Linked DNA regions of Mus musculus: region 1 is linked to region 2. A link is a loop called in an ENCODE intact Hi-C map of the cell type or tissue named here. Cell type or tissue: left cerebral cortex. All regions are shown on one strand.

Region 1 (8,000 bases), 300 kb before region 2:
TGGGACTGGAGCGAGAGCGAGCCAGAGACAGCGCGCGAGCTGAGGGAGAGGCAGGGACCTCAAGCAGGGCGCGGCGACGGGCGCTCGGGGTGGCCCAAGCGGGCGGCCCCAGGCCGGCCAGCGCGGTCAGTGGGACGCCGGGGAGAGCCGGAGAACGAAGCGGGCCTGTCCGAGCCCAGGGGAGCCAGTCCCAGGGGCCGTGGCGCACGGGTGCTAGAGGCCGGGGACGCGGGCGCGCAGACCGACTGACTTACTGACCGATCGCCGCGGGCACGCCCCGCTCCACCCCGCCCCACCGCGCCCCGCGCCGCCTCCCCTGCTCGCTCGCTGCCTCTACCTTCTCCACTTCTTTTCCGCCTCCGCCTCCTTCTGGCTCCCCTGGCGCCAGAGCCTCCCCCTGGCTCAGGCGGGAGCCTGGGCTGTCTGCAGAGCTCTCATAGAGTCTGGGGGCAAATTTCCTTGTAGCAGAGAGCCAGCCCCTTGGCTGGGCGACAGGTGCCGAGGGAGCTTCTGGCCCGTGGACCGGGGGATGCGAAGGGTAAGACCTGGCACAGTGGCGTTTGGGAATAGCTTTTCCGCCTCCCGCCCCCTCGGTACTGGCCAGTGGTCCCCTGGTGTCCTACGCGGAGTTCTTGCTCCGTGTTCCAGGAGAGCAAATCGTGCTAATATGGTGTTTACTTAGCTGTATAGTCCCAGCTTGTTACCTGTGGTCTAAGCTACTTCTGGAGGCTTCTACCATTTACAATTTACTGGATATGCACCTAGCTCTGCATACACTGATGTCTGTTTGTAGAAAATGTGTAATTGTGCATGTTTGGAAAACAGGCACTTGAGTTGATGCTTGACGTCTTTTAGCCTTATCAGAAACTAAGTCTTCCAGAGTCTCTGCACCACATGTAGAAAACGACTCAATTAAATACTAAATGTCATGTAAAGAAATCTATGTTAAATAAGGAACTTCTGATACAGAGCGATAGCTACAGCAGCCATCTCTGTTTAAGGAAAAACTAATATATATAGTATTGATACCTGTGATTGACTGTTATAGGAACATGAAACTAAGAGCTGGCACCAGACGAATGAAGTTGATGCTTTATTTTAAAAGGATGTTTCTTGGTTAAGGCTTACAAGTCACAAATGGAGCATTTCCTGAATGCAAATGTTTGCTATGATAGATGTGAGAAACTGTTGTTTGGTCATTTCAAAGTTTAAAGCAACATGCGTGTTTTTAATTGTAGTACATGGTTTATCTCTCAAAGGTTTCAAAGAGGTGAGAAAAAAATTTAATAACCTATCTATGAAAAAACCTATTTCCTATCTTTTAAATTTTTCTTCCAAATAGGAGCTACTAGCTCTTCCTGCCTTTGTTTATTTCTTGGCATATTAAATCTCCTTGGACATTTAATCTAATAAGAGATTAGAGCAGATTTACTGGTTTTAAGGATGTTGAAAGATACCTCTCTGGGTCCCATAACTTCTCGTTTTTATTGCCAACTTAATTCCTTTGAACAATGGGGAGATGCACATGCTCAGAGGAGACTCCGCGGGTACTGATTATCTGTGGGGTCACTCCTGACATCAGTCTGTTTGGCAGAAAATTGAGAAACTAGGAGTAGCCGACCTCCAAGGTTCCCATAGGACTGACTGATTTAAAGTGCTGGTCTTCTAATCCCAGCTTTTGACAATTTGAAAGGGAGATAGATCTGCTGATCGATTTTTCTCTGCCTCCCCTCCCTCCACGCCCCACCTTCTCTAACTCAGTTACAAGCAATTTTATCCAAAGGAAAGGCCATGAATACTTTCTTAACTGAGAGAAATATATATATATATATTTCTGATTAAATCCACACAGGAACAGAATGCATGCACCTCTAGAATGCTAAGCAGCACATACTGCAGGCTGTTGTTTTTAGGTACACTAGCAGTTGCTCTAGCTGCAAAAGAGGCTTCATGTTGATATGGTTAAAAAAAAAAACTAATCATTTTAGGTCGTTAGGAGAACTTATTGTGAGCAGGCTCTTTTATTGCTTCAAAAGATGTCTCCCGTTTCAAGCAAGGAACAGCCATGGCTGAGGTATGTATGTATGTATGTATGTATGTATGTATAAGTGTCTACTGGGGCAGCTTTCATTGTGCCCCTGATCCTACATGGGGGTGCAGTAATACCACATGGTGGGAATGCTCACTTGTGACCTTCCAAAATGACTATGCTTGCGTGCTCATTGTTAAGAAGACACATCTGATATTTTTGCCCCTACATTTAATGGCATCGGTGGCTGCGTATAGAAATGGAGGTTGTAACTTAATTAATTAAGCCATAGGTGATGAATTGTATATGTAAAGTTTTAATTCTGGGGAAAATCAGACCTCGTGGTGGAGCGGGGCTTGGCTTTGTTTGCTCTCCAGTGTTCCCTGCTTTTCCCCCCTGTTACCCATCTCCCAGCGGACTGTGTTCCTTTCTGGCTTGCCTGTGAGACTGCTCCTCTCTAATAAGCCTCACTGCAGGATCAGTGTGTTCTTTTTGGCATTTCAAAATGTTAAAATAGTGAAATTGTTAAATGTTATCCAGATGAAACTGCTCGGAATGAAATTTTCCAAAAGAACCATGATATTTGTGACATATTATGTATTACAGACAATTCTGAAGGAAAACTCCATGAATCGTTTTATCTGTTTTCTCAAGAAGGAAGCAGCCTCATTGATTGTGTTGATAAGTGTTTAGTATGCTCTGTCAGCTTATTAATTACGAAAGCAAAGCCTGTGAAACTCTCCAAAACAATCTATGACATTCTCCTGTGCTTTGACTTAGAATTAGCATTAACCACAAGAATATTTAGACAGGTTCCTTGGTTTGTCTTGTGTATTGGTCTTTGAAATTAGAGTTGGATTTACTACATAAGAGGAAAGTATTATGAAATAGAGCTTATACTGGCAGTTTAGAGTTCATGGCACTTACCAAATGCTTCTTCCCAGAAAACAGTTGGCCTGATAAATAATTTTCCATAACTAGCTATTTGGGAATTTACAAGGAAAAAATAGCAAATTGAATTTAGTTATACCTAATAACACGTAATTAGTAAAGGACAATTTGGTCATAGCTTCTCGAATTTGGTTAGTGAGATGAAGTCTCTCCTCTAGGATGCTGCCTGTTATTCTTGGGGGTAAGTACATTAGTTTGTTGCATAATGGGCACAGTTCAGAGCTTGGGTTCCCAGCACCTTTAAAGGATGTTAGGTCTTCCCAGTTGAAGACTTGTCTGTCCTATTTTGGTAGTCATCATTTTTGACTGGTCCGGTAGAGTGAAACCAGCCTCTGGATTTAAATTATTTATAATTCTGCTTTTTTACTGTAAACCAAGACTGCAGAGTTTTTGAAAAACCACCAGGGCTGAGTCACAGACTGCATACCTGTATTTTCAGAGTTGTGCTTATTTTTCTCTTACTGGCTGGTAAATAATGAAAAGGACACAAGGAAATAAAAACTTCATTTATGTATTTGAACTCTGGAATTTTGTATCTTCTTCTCCAGATCTCCAGTTCTTTCCCAATCCTGTTCTTATAAAAATGTTAACTGTATGTTATAAATGTACAGGTTCTGTCTTGTGTGGGTTGGGACTTCAACACTTCCCCACTGAACTGCTAATTCTTTAATAACTATTTAATTTGCTTGGCTGTATGTTCTGAGATTAGATTAGGTTTGTCTTATAAAGTTCACTTCAGATTCTAAAATATTTCTTGGATTAAAAGAAGTGATAAATGTCACCCAGAATATCAATGCTCTCAAACTCTATACCACATAAGTTACAAAACAGAATGTGTAGAAACACTTTTTTTTTAACCTATGCAAGAACAAACTTTCTCATTGTTGTAGGTCAAGTAAAAATTTAGGTACAGTGACTTTTTAAATATGTGAAAATACCATTCTGATTTTTAAATGAATACTGCAACTTTGGGAAAATGTCCAAGTTCAAACCAACTACACAGATGGACACAGAAGACACGAAGCAAAAGGAAGTATTCATGTTGAATTAAAACAAGGCTGCTTTGTTTCCAAGATAGGTGCAGATCTGCTCTGGTCTTCTGTGCCCTAATAATCTTGTGCACTTCTCTAGGGGCCCTAAGGTCTGACTCTAGGCTGAGGAGGATCATCACCACACTTGATTATAATTATATCATAAACACCAATGCTTCTGATGAGTTTAAGACAGCTCTTTGCCAGTCTTGATAATTCAAATTTTTTTGGATATTAGAACTATACCAATTGGCAGAAAATCACAAAGTGCATGTTAAAATAGCGCCCATTCGCTTCCTGTTTCAAATGGTATCATGTTATTACAAGGATGCTCAAACAATAAGAAATGCGGGTGAGTGAACGGGGAGGATTAACTCTAGCGCTGGCCACCACCTCGCACCATGATTCAGTGGCTTAATGTTACATGAATGTTTTCCTTGCGCCTGACACGTGGATAATAGGTGTGCTCATGATAGATGGATAATAACACATCAGAGCCATTCCTTGAATGAAATCAGCATAATTGCCTGTAATTTGGAGCAGAAAATACCTACTAAAAGCTTTCCTGGGTCATGTTTCTCCCCCCAACAGGGTATCCTGGCACCCTAGAGCACATTCCGAGACAGAATTTTCTTAGGACATCTAGTTGCATGTACAAACGTTCTTGGTGTCAGACTGGCTCTTTCCCTAAGTTTGAGGAGTTATCCTCATAGATGAGTATTGAACAACGTTGGGACAGACTTTAATTGGAAAGTGATAATGAAATTCTTGAGGACTACAGTAGTTGAGTTTTTAAAGTTGTTGTTGTTGTTGTTTTCCTGTTTTTTTGTTTTTTTCTTCTTTTTAAGGAAGAACTGTTTTTTCCCCAAATGGGAGGAATTGGGCCTGACACTTGTCCTGGTAGTGACCTGAGTTCTGCTCTGGCCTCAACTGGAGAGACTTTTTTTTTTTTTTTTACACCTACACTTTAAGAGACCTTTTGAAGTCTTGCTTTCTTTGTCTTGTTGTCATTTAGTTTAGAATAAACGTGTTGGAACTCTTCCTATGAGAACCCTGGGATTTCAGACAAGCATCTGTTTGTATCTTGTTGCATTACCTGCATCACTGCCATTGTATTTTGTACTTTTGAATACGTTTCATAAACGAGATTTTGCAATTTTTGGAGGGGAGAATGGACTGAGTTTAATCTCCCCTCTTCTAACTCAAAGGAGAGTTTTCCCCTCAACAGTTGGATATCTTATTATTTAATGTTGCCTTCCTGCTCTTGGTTGCATGCTTACTTACCTCTAGTTATGAAAGCTGAGCAGATTTGATCCTTTTGACTTGACCCCTTACTACTCCTTATTAACTCTAAGTAGCATTTAAAATTATCTTTTTTTTTAAACTTTGGAGAGAAGGTGCAGTATAATTTCCTATACTTGATAATGTAATAGCTATTTTTTCCCTACTAGCAAATTCCATGCTATTGCTTTTTAAAGAAAAGCAGAGGCATCTCTCAGAACTGTGCCAGGCAATCTGTTGTGGTGGTTTAATATACTGACAAATGCTCTCACAAACTGTATATGGGTATTTAGATATAATTAAAATACAACGTAACTGGGATGTTTAGTTTTTCAAAGTTTGTGCTTCAATGGGAAGGCCTCTCTCCACCCTTTACCACTTCTTTAGCCATTCTTTGGAGCCATACTTTTAAACAAGAGAATTGTAGTCAGTGTGATAGTGGAGTTGGAACGAGTGCTGCGGTCACACTGCTGAGAAATCCTAGTACCCTTAAAAATCTTTAAAAATTGTGTCCTAAGTCTCTGCCTTTTTGGACATTTGTATTTAGTAATTTTACAGTACTGACTCCCATAGCGAGTAAATCAATATTCTGCCTTTACCATTCATATTTGCTTTTCATACAGCATTCTTTAAAAATCAAATCTATCTATTCTTGTAAGAGACACTCCGTTGAATGCTGTGTGACTATTTTGGTTGGTTAAAATATCTACTCCTTTCAATGTGTCAGTAGCCAGAGTTTGTATATTTTTTTCACCCCTTGCACAAATAATGAGCAAGTGAGTACACATGAAAGGGAAAGCTAGGGTAGTTTAACACATAACTGAGATGGAAAAAAAAAGTATTTTCTAAGAATGCTGTAGTCCTGCCTCAGTGGGAATTTGGCTTTGAGAATGTTCAACTACATTTAGAAGTAACATTTAACTTCTCATAAAGCTACGAGGGAATAATGATAAAGTAACCTGGGGTTCATCTTCATTGTAATAATCGGGAAATGGTTGCTCAGAGTTTATACATTTGAATATTTTTGGATTATATTCCTACAGGCTTATAGCGCCTAGGTACTTAAGAAAGATACCAGTCGTAGGTTATACTGCTATTAGATGCTAGTAGCAAAAGTCTACAGTGAGTCTCTGCCTCTGCAAAGTCTCCATGTTCATTTCCTGTGATGCATCTCTTTATGGTTAGGGAGTAAAGAACAGACACAAATATTTCCCATGTAAGAAAATGAGCTGAGGTGTTCATTTCTTTGACTTTCTAAAAATTCTTCTATCCTCAGCAGTTAAAATGTTCTTCTCAACGTTGTCTAAGAAATGTGTAGCAGTCCTGTCAAGCCAATCATGAGGTTTGTAAATAGAATTAGGAGAAAATGCTAAGAGTTTCCTAATTTAGGTTTGTCTACTGGGTCAGTGTGTATTGCATCTTGAAGTTACTTTACCGGGTAAGATATGTAACAGGAAGTTTGCAGAGAAAGTCTAGAGGAACCCTGAACTGTAGTCAAAACATTGAGGGGTTCCCCAACCCTGCTCTCATTGCTGGCTAGACAGCTACTCCTGTGTTCCAGCTGGACAGGGGTACCCGGGCCGCCGCCCTTTGCTGTAGGGAGCTCTCTTACCTTGTGCAAGTCCTCACACCCTGTTTCGTGCACTCAACACCTGAACTCACCAACAGTCTGCCCTCTCACACAGACTCCAGTCTTCTTAAAGCCCAGCTCCCCCTTGCAGCATTTGGGTCTTCTTTCATGGGTTTCGTAACTTTAAGCAGTGGTTCTTAAATTTCAGAAGTATTTCCTAGAGGTCTTGTTAGCAGCACAGATGTGGCCGACGCTAGCATTTCTAACTCTATCGATCCAAACCGAATTTGCACTCATTAGTTCTCAGAGGCTGCCCTGCTGCTGACTTGGAGGATGCCACTGGCCCGTGTGCTAAGCGTGTGGTGACGCTCAGACTGTTCTCAAGGCGTACAGGGGCCGAGGATCCTGCTCCCTTGCACCTGTCTTACCAACCTAGTCCTTTATCTTCATGTCATTCTTTCTGAACGCTATCCGTTCCGGATCAGTTCAGAATGTTGTAATTGTGCCGCACAAATCCCAGAATGAATTTGACCTTGAATGTGCACAACAGCATAGAGGTTCTGAACTTTCTTCCAACTTGCATGCTTGTAAATCACATCTTCGTGTGGTTTTTTGCATTGTGACTGAGGCCCAGTACTTCTACATTCATGTGTAGGTAATTGTCTGCATCCTGTGAGCTCACTCTGGCTCATCTCCTGTGTTGCTAGTATGCACTGAAAATGTTCTGGCCATTTCAACTAAAGTAACTAGGACTTAAATGTATAGTTTTAAAAAAAATATTTTTTAAAGGAAATCGTGGACTTAAATGACAACATAATTCATTTAAAATTATTCCAATGAGAAAATAGTAGGAAGGGAATTGAATTATTTAGAAATTCTCCTTGTTCTCAGTGGATATGATTATTGGAACTAATATTTGCTTCTCTTGTGAAATATTTCATATTAATCCCAATAATAAAAAAAATTAGTTTCCATTAATTTTCACCTCAGAGTTAGTTATGGTCTGTGTTGATAATTTCATGTTTGCAAGTTAGGTAAATATTTCATAAAAGAGAAATGAGTTTGTTGTTAGAATTGAAGCTGAGCTCTGAGCCTCCCATTTTACGTTTATCTCTTGGCACAAACATATTTGTTTTCA
Region 2 (8,000 bases):
TCTCATCATGCTGGATGGCACCGTTTATGCTGCTGGAGTAGCAAAGGCATCAACAGTCCTACCCAGATGTGGTCTCTATTGACTACAATACCAAATTGCCGGAGAAGATGGGCCCATTGGTACAGAAGTAGTACAACTATTATGGGGTAACAGATCACTCTGTGATTGTATTTGAGGTCCACTCCACAAGAGGGAATTCATGTCTAGTACTCTAAACCCAGCCAAAAACTTATAATTGAGGAAGTCACAGGCCCTAGTGGGAAACCTACTATTGATGCTTAGATAAATTGACATAATAAAACTGCCTTCAAAATATCTGTTTATACCCACAGACAAAACTCAGCTTTAATCAGAGAAGCCTCTCTTTGCAGTGAACAGAAGTAAATGCAGAGACTTGTGGCTGGATGAGACACTGAGAATAGGGCTCTGTCCTGAGCAAGACATTTATACTACCCACTTAGGGCTTAGGGAACATTGCAGAATGAGGGGAGTAAGATACTCAAAAACAGAGGATAGGTGGAAGGGGTGCGAAATGCCATCCTCTAAGCACAACACAACCATGGCCATCATGAACGCAAAGCAGCTGTGCCCACACAAGCCAGTCATGCCCAACAGTCGGCTGTGAATAAGAAGAGATTCACAGGGGCCTTACCTTACCACTTTCTACTTAACCATTCTCGGGGAGGGGGTATTGTATCCAGTTGTGTCCCACTGATAAGCTTCTAATGGAGAGCTCCAAACCCTTGGTCACACTGATGGCCCATGGCAAAAATAAAGCCACAAGCCATGAATATGAGAAAAAGAGTAGCTAATGGAGTGGAAACAAAACAGGAGGGAGTAGGGAGAGTAACTGTAGTGCATTATATCCATATATGAACTTGTCAACCTAGACTTCAATCAGTTCATGAATGGATAACAAAAATATGCTCTATATACACAATGGATAAAGAAAAGTGAAATTATGAAATTCCCAGGTTATGGGTAGATCTAGAATTAATCACTCTGAGTGAGGTCAGATCAGATCAAGAAAAGCAAATGCCACATGCAAATTTCCCTCTCCTGTGTGAAAGCTATATTTAAAGCTTCGGATGTGTGTGTTTGCACTGAGTGACACGTCAATGCCAGGACACTCGTAAGGACCATCAGGGAGATTTCAAGGAAAGGGGGATGGAAACCAAGTAATAAGAAGAGAAGAAGAAGAAGAAGGATGGACCATGGAGGGTTACACGGGGTGGGGGTAGGGAGTGGAAGGAGGAGGCAGAGAGGTAACTGATGCTAAAGACTTTTGAAAATACCACATAGAGATCTATGACTGTAGAAGTTTCCTAAATATATCTATATTCATATATAAAAGGAATCTAAGCTCATCCAGAAACCCTGGAGCTCCAAGGCACTGGAGCACCAACCAAAAAGTACACATGGAGGGACCCATGGCTCTGGCTGCACAGGTGGCAGAGGACGGCCTTGTTGGACATCAGTGGGAGGATCAACCCTTGGGCCTGAGGAGGTTTGATGCCCCAGTGTTGGGGAATGCCAGGGCGGGAAGGCAGGAGTTCACCCTCATAGAGGCAGGGGGAGGAGATAGGATAGGGCTTTTCTGGAGGTGAGACCTGGAAAGAGGATAACATTTGAAATGTAAATAAGGAAAATATCCAATAAAAATGCAACAAGGGGGGCAGGGCTTAAATTGGGTTATTCTGTAAAGGAAATAAGGGAGATTAATACCTCTCCAAGATATCCCAGAATATTAGGTGAAATGTCTAGTGCCTTGTTACCTATTTTGATGGCCCCTGAGATCCCATATACCCTGTCTAAACATCACAAGCTGTTGCCATTCTTCTTGGTTACCCTCCAGGACTCTATTGCTCCATTGCTAAAGATACCATATACTTGGACCATAGAAGACAGAGAAATTAGGGTGATATTGACCTGGGAGCTTCATCCCTACTAGCTAGATTTCATAGTATCTAAAGGTTCTATTGCAATATCATGGAAGGAAACTATTCAATAATCTGTAAACCCTGCAAACTACCATAATGATTGGCCCAGACGAGATGTGCAAGAGTAAGACAAATGTTATGGGAGTAAGTAACTACTTTCTGATTTACAGTCCTTGGAATTTGTGGTTGAACACATAAATGGAAAGTTTTAAAACATATTAGAAATAAGAAACTAAACAGTGACTGGCCAAATTTACAAGGGTCCCTTTGAAATAATAATAATAATAATAATAATAATAATAATAATAATAATAATAAAAAGCACAGTAACTAAATGGTTTGGTTTGGTTTGGTTTGGTTTGGTTTGGTTTGGTTTGGTTTGGTTTGGTTTGGTTTGGTTTGGTTTCTTAAGACTTGAGATACCGATGTGTTTCTTCAAGAACTAAGTGTGTTTATTCTGATTGGTGTCTATTTGTGGTTTCCCAGATCACCCAACCTACAAATCAATGCATGCTTCCCAGGAGAAACCCATGCCAACAGCGCTCTTCCTGTCTCCACCTCTTAGACCTTCCTGCAGATGTCAGCTCTCAGGCGCCTCACTGGCACCTCTCTCTTTGGAAGCTCCTGCCTTTTTCTTGGACTTCCTCATGTGGTTTCTCCACCCCCTCAACTTAGCCGTCATTTTGTCTGAGTCCAGTGGCCATGGTCACGGGCAGTGTTAGCCTGCCTCTCTTTTTCCATTACTCCTAGAGTATCTCATGCCCCTACTGTGAAGTGTGCTACTTTGTTACTGTGCTTCTTACCACTGGCTGGATGAGGTTTGTTTGTTTGTTTGTTTGTTTGTTTGGTTGGTTGGTTGGTTGGTTGGTTGGTTGGCTTTTGTTTTGTTTTGTTTTGTTTTGTTTTGTTTTGTTTTGTTTTGATTTGATTTGTTTTAATGGACATGCTTGTGCCTTACTTTTAAAGGTACTTAATTCTGGAAGCTTCTGGGGCTTTAGAAGTTCCCTGGGTGGCTTTGATTTGCAGCCAACCATGAGAAACACGGCTTTCAAAGCATTCGGTTCTACATCTAATCCTTGTTTTTACAAATATACTTAATATTTTGAGTCCAGATTGCATTGTGTCTTTTCTGTTTCTGTACCCACTATACAACTTGCCTACCTGTTATAGAATACTCACAGACAGCTTGAGTGATTGCTTGGCAGATTTCAAATGATGTTGGATAACACTCCTTCAGACAGAAAGGCAGAAAGCTGAAGTTTGTTCCTGACTCTACAGCTAGTGAGCCAGCCCTCCCTGTATTTCTGCTTCCTTGTTTTTAAAATGAAGGTGATAAGGTTACCAAGGGTCTGGGATCTTAAATAAAAGGCTAGATTAGAAGCTTGGGTATTATTTTCAATATTTCAGTAAGCCACCGCAAATTCTACATTGCATACCAGTTTTCATCTTATCACTTTATTTCCTATTATTAGTGGTTGGCAGTCGGTAGAACCAAAAGGAAATCTCAGTAGTGAAAGAGGTTAAGACATTTCAATAAGATTCTATGGCTCTCCTTGCTCTGCGTTTATGGTTCAGCTGTTTTAGGAAAGATCATAGTAAAGAATTTGGAGTTTGGCTAATCTGAGTTCAAATACTATCTTCACAACCTGCTAACTGGTACACTGAGCAAGGCACACTCATTCCTTCACATGGGAGTATTAATGATGTTCATTGCATAGATTTGTAATAAGGATGAATACATTGTATGTGGGAATCCTTTACCAGCCATGCTGCAGTTGTTAAGTCAGTGAGTAACAAGGAACGTGATGGAGAGAGAAACAACACTGAGAACTAGTCCAAGATGCAAGAAATGTTCCTCTCAGGATTTAGGCAACCTGCAGACTGGGGACAGTTCACAGCCGGCTCATGTTTGGGGAATAGCCTTTCAGCTTCAGAACACACTGCGTCTTCTGCTGTCTGTCAGTGTGGTGCAGCCTGCCACAGAGTGTGGCTCTCTGTGGGGGAGCACAGATGCTCCCCAAGGCCTGCTTTCTCCGTGTTTCTGTGCATCTGGATCATCCAGAAGCCTTTGCTAACATAGATGCCAATTCCCAGGGCCAGCTGCCAGATATTCTGGCTGAGTAGTTCAGGAAACCACATTTCTGCATTTTTAACAAGTCCACAAAAACTCTCTGCTCTAAGGGAATTAATCTAGAAGAAAAACCCAAAGCCCAATAGACAGGCAGATGGTGAGGTGATGGGGACATTTACAGTGACTGTTGGGGTCATTGTGTTGAGAAAGGCATGTTTATGTGTGAGCGTGTGTGTGTGTGTGTGTGTGTGTGTGTGTGTGTGTGTGTGTGTGTGTGTAAGATAAAGACAGACAGAGTCAGACAGAGTCAGACAGAGACAGAGACAAATGAGACAGTTCAACAAGAATCAGATAGCAGGCAATACATACGAGGAGGTCAGGAATGCTTGCTGGCTATGCATGTGGCCCGACTGTGGAGATGAGTCATGGAATGAGTATGCCTGTCCTTAGAGGAAGTCAGTGTTCCCTTCCTAGGTAGGAGATGACCAAAGCCCCTTTTCTTTGCAGGAGCCTAGGGATGGAGATAATCACACAAACAGCTTGTATCCCCATCTGGACAACCCAGAGATGAGAACTCAGCCACCATGAGGGCCCAGCTTGGAGTTCCTTGCAGGCTGCCAGTGCTTCTGCACTAATATTTTTCTTCCATTTCTTCATTACTGTCAACCCAAGTAGAGTCACTCGCCCATTACTGTAATGTTCAGGATACTGAGGGTGCTGTCGATAATTGTGGCAGTGGCACTGTTCCCAAACCTACCACATGGCATCTGGACCACAACCTAAAGAAGAGAAATTTCATCCAGTTGGAGGCAGCTATTTTCAAAAACCTTGCTCCGGAGTCCTTTCCCTTGTTTTGTCCGTTCTTGCCAAACTGCTGCTGATTCAAACTCTCCTCTGACAATGGCATGCCACCATCGTGAGCAAGACAAATACTTGATGCTTTGGCTGATTCTGCTTTGTCTGGCATAGACCTCATTTGCCCTCCTAAAACATTTTGTTGCAATTACTGTGAATGTGGGTAATGCTAAGAAAGAATAGCGCTTCCCCCCTAGATACTACACATTAGAGTTCTATATTCCTCATATCCACTTCTCTGAGCCACACTTGGGAAGGAAATGTCCCCGAATTGAAATAGAAAAGGAGTATTATGACTTCTTAACCTATTCTCATACTGAGTCCTTATCTGAAATTGAATCCAACTTAAGAATCTTAACTATCAACAAAGAAACTCAGGGATAAGTGTTACTAATTCTCCATCCAAAGTCCCATTTCCATTTGCAGCTACATTGGAATAAAGCCATTATCAGTTTATGTCCAGACGGACAGTGCTCTGCATTACATAAAAGTGTGGCTCACATGGCAAGGATGGCATCTTCTCAAATCCTGCTTCCTCTCTGGCTTTCACATGAAACCCCTATTTTGCCCATCTCTGACTTGTTCATTTGCCCAGGAGGCAGAGTTGCTAATCGGCTGCCTATTGCCTGAGTAAGGTGACCCCACTGGAAAGTAATGGACTGCTGTAAACGCCATGTCTTAACCGTGTGCAGCTGAGGATCGGCTGGCTGGCTGCCAGGGGCTGTTCTGGTACTCCTTCCCACTTCCTCTTCTTCTTCTTCCAAACTCAGGTATGGACCAAGACAATCAGGACCTCCGCCATTAGCAAGAAGTATTTTTGCTCCCCTGTGTCCTTAAACCTAATACAATGTTCCAATTCAATAAGCAAAGGCACCTTGAAAGAGGAAGAAAGGGTGATAATGTTACAATTGGGAACTTGCTCTGATATTAATAAAACTGGCTAGTATTCCCCGCATGGCTACTGATCTTTGTAGATACAATTTTCTCAGAAAGGGTGGTGAGTTTTAGGATTCAGACATCAATTACTCTACCTTGAATCTTTATTAAAATTCTCTCTCAGCATTTGAACATTTACAAAAAGTTACCCTGCAGCCCTTTCAGACACTGTCTGAGTTAAACCCACTCTACAATATAAATAGTCTAAAATATTTTCCACCAGACAGGATTGCAAATATAAGAAGAAAGTGGTCCATCTCCGTTGAAGAACATTAGCTACAGCTGGATGCATCAGTAACCATTGTTCTGGAACACTCTGTGGTGAGGAGTAAGGATTTGGTACATTCAAAGACTTCATCTGGGACATCACTGCCTTTGCCAACTTAGAAATGAGGTCTGCCACTGAGTAGCATCCAACTGTTCGGGTCTCAGTATCTTCTTTGCATCCTGCCCAACTCAAGAACCTCTCTGACTTTGTCCTGTGCTCCCTGGGGATTATAGGCTATTACCACAGTAAATATTATTACACAGGTAGGGCGTCACTAGGACTTGTAATTTTTCTCTTACATAAATAATCTGAAGAAAATTAGCAAGATTTAAATTTTCGATAAATTATCTGGTAAGAAAACAGCTATAGAAGACATAGATATGTAATATTTCATTAATATCCAAAATATTTTATAAGGAAATGAAAATCTTAGAAATTGATTGTAGAAATAAAAACAAAATAAAACTAATTATCTTGGAATAAATTTAATTATCTTAAATTGGTGTTGTATAAGCTCATATTGAGTGTTTCTCAGTATTTATTCCAAGTAGATTTCATATCCTTTAGCATCAAAATGATCTTTTCTGCGCACATGTGCATACATGCATGCATGCATGCATGCTTGTGTGTGGGTATGTGTGTGTATGTGTGTCTGTGTGTTTTTTTCTCTTGTCTTCTAGGTAACAGCTCCTTCCATGATGCCAAGCTTTCACTGATTTGAACTTGGTAATTCAATTCTCATTCCTTCCTTTCCTCTCATGTAACCAGTGCAGATTCTACTCATTGTAGGCTACAGTGGTAGATTTTAACATCACTTTTTTTTTTTTTTTTTTGCTTGGTTTTTGGTTTTTGTTTTTTGTTTTTGTTTTTTGAGATAGGGTTTCTCTGTATAGCCCTGGCTGTCCTGGAACTCACTCTGTAGATCAGGCTGGTCTCGAATTCAGAAATCTGCCTGCCTCTGCCTCCCAAGTTCTGGGTTTAAAGGCATTCGCCACCACTGCCTGGCTTAACATCACTGTTTTGTTGTTGTTGTTGTTATTGTTTTTTTTGTTTTTTGTTTTTGTTTTTGTTTTGGTTTTGGTTTTTAGAGGTAGGGTTTCTCTGTATAGCTCTGGCTGTCCTGGAACTCACTTTGTAGACCAGGCTGGCCTCGATCTCAGAAATCTGCCTGCCTCTGCCTCCGCCTCCAGAGTGCTGGGATTAAAGGCGTGCGCCACCACGCCCGGCTATACATCACTCTTAACTGTCCTTCTTCCATCAGAAACCCACATCTGAGCTAGTCTGGCTAGATGGAGATTGTTGTTCTCTGTATAGCTTGCTATGGAAACTTTAGATTCTTATCTTGTGGGCCATAATTACTTGAATACAGGGTTAGGGAAGAACTGTGGACAGTAAAGGATTCCTGAACTTGATCAGCCAAAAATTAATTCAGAATTAAGCTCAAAATGAATCCGGCATATTTCACGCAGCATTTGCCCATGCTGTGTTTATTTCTTGGCTTCGTTATCACCTTGATTGTGAACCCCTAACCTGCACACTTGGTACTGCACATTGTATCACACCATGCCAACACACATCCCTGAAGTACCTTGACTCACATGCAGAGTTGTTGTATGTTATAAATGCCAGCATTTTATTGTGCATATACAATGTTCTGCTCCTTGTAGAGACATATGGTTTAATAGCGGAAAACAAAGATTTAATAATTTGTATTATCCTTCCTCAGAGTGTAAGTATCAAATCAGTATATCTTGGATTGGATTGCTTGAATGTTTGATCTTTCTAAATTGCTATGCGAGTTTGCTGACTTAAGTTTTACATACCCCGCCCAAAATAAAACCTCCAAATTAATTTTAGCTTGGGATTAGGACAGAATTTCCAACAATTTTTCGAAGTGGCTCAAAATATAGCTTCTGTCATTCTGTAATGC

Evidence for each region. Peaks named below come from ENCODE experiments on the same cell type or tissue, not always from the same donor. Only the 100,000 strongest peaks of a DNase experiment are listed, where the experiment ranks them.
Region 1: it touches region 2 in a loop (2.8-fold over the local background); 6 of 42 quality-filtered maps call a loop at or near these places.

Annotation. Positions count from the first base shown.
Region 1 is chr4:33,924,621-33,932,620 of GRCm38, forward strand. Cnr1 (cannabinoid receptor 1 (brain)) reads left to right here and starts at 24. Exons shown (of 2, transcript NM_007726.5): 1 at 24-538. In left cerebral cortex, no CTCF peak of the experiment used is centred here; DNase peaks (open chromatin) are centred at 331, 1,675, 1,887, 2,146 and 4 more places; H3K4me3 peaks cover 3,972 bases; H3K27ac peaks cover 3,462 bases.
Region 2 is chr4:34,222,239-34,230,238 of GRCm38, forward strand. No RefSeq gene overlaps it. Among named protein-coding and RNA genes, the nearest start is that of Gm33286, 82 kb to the right of the region's middle. In left cerebral cortex, no CTCF peak of the experiment used is centred here; DNase peaks (open chromatin) are centred at 4,023 and 4,731.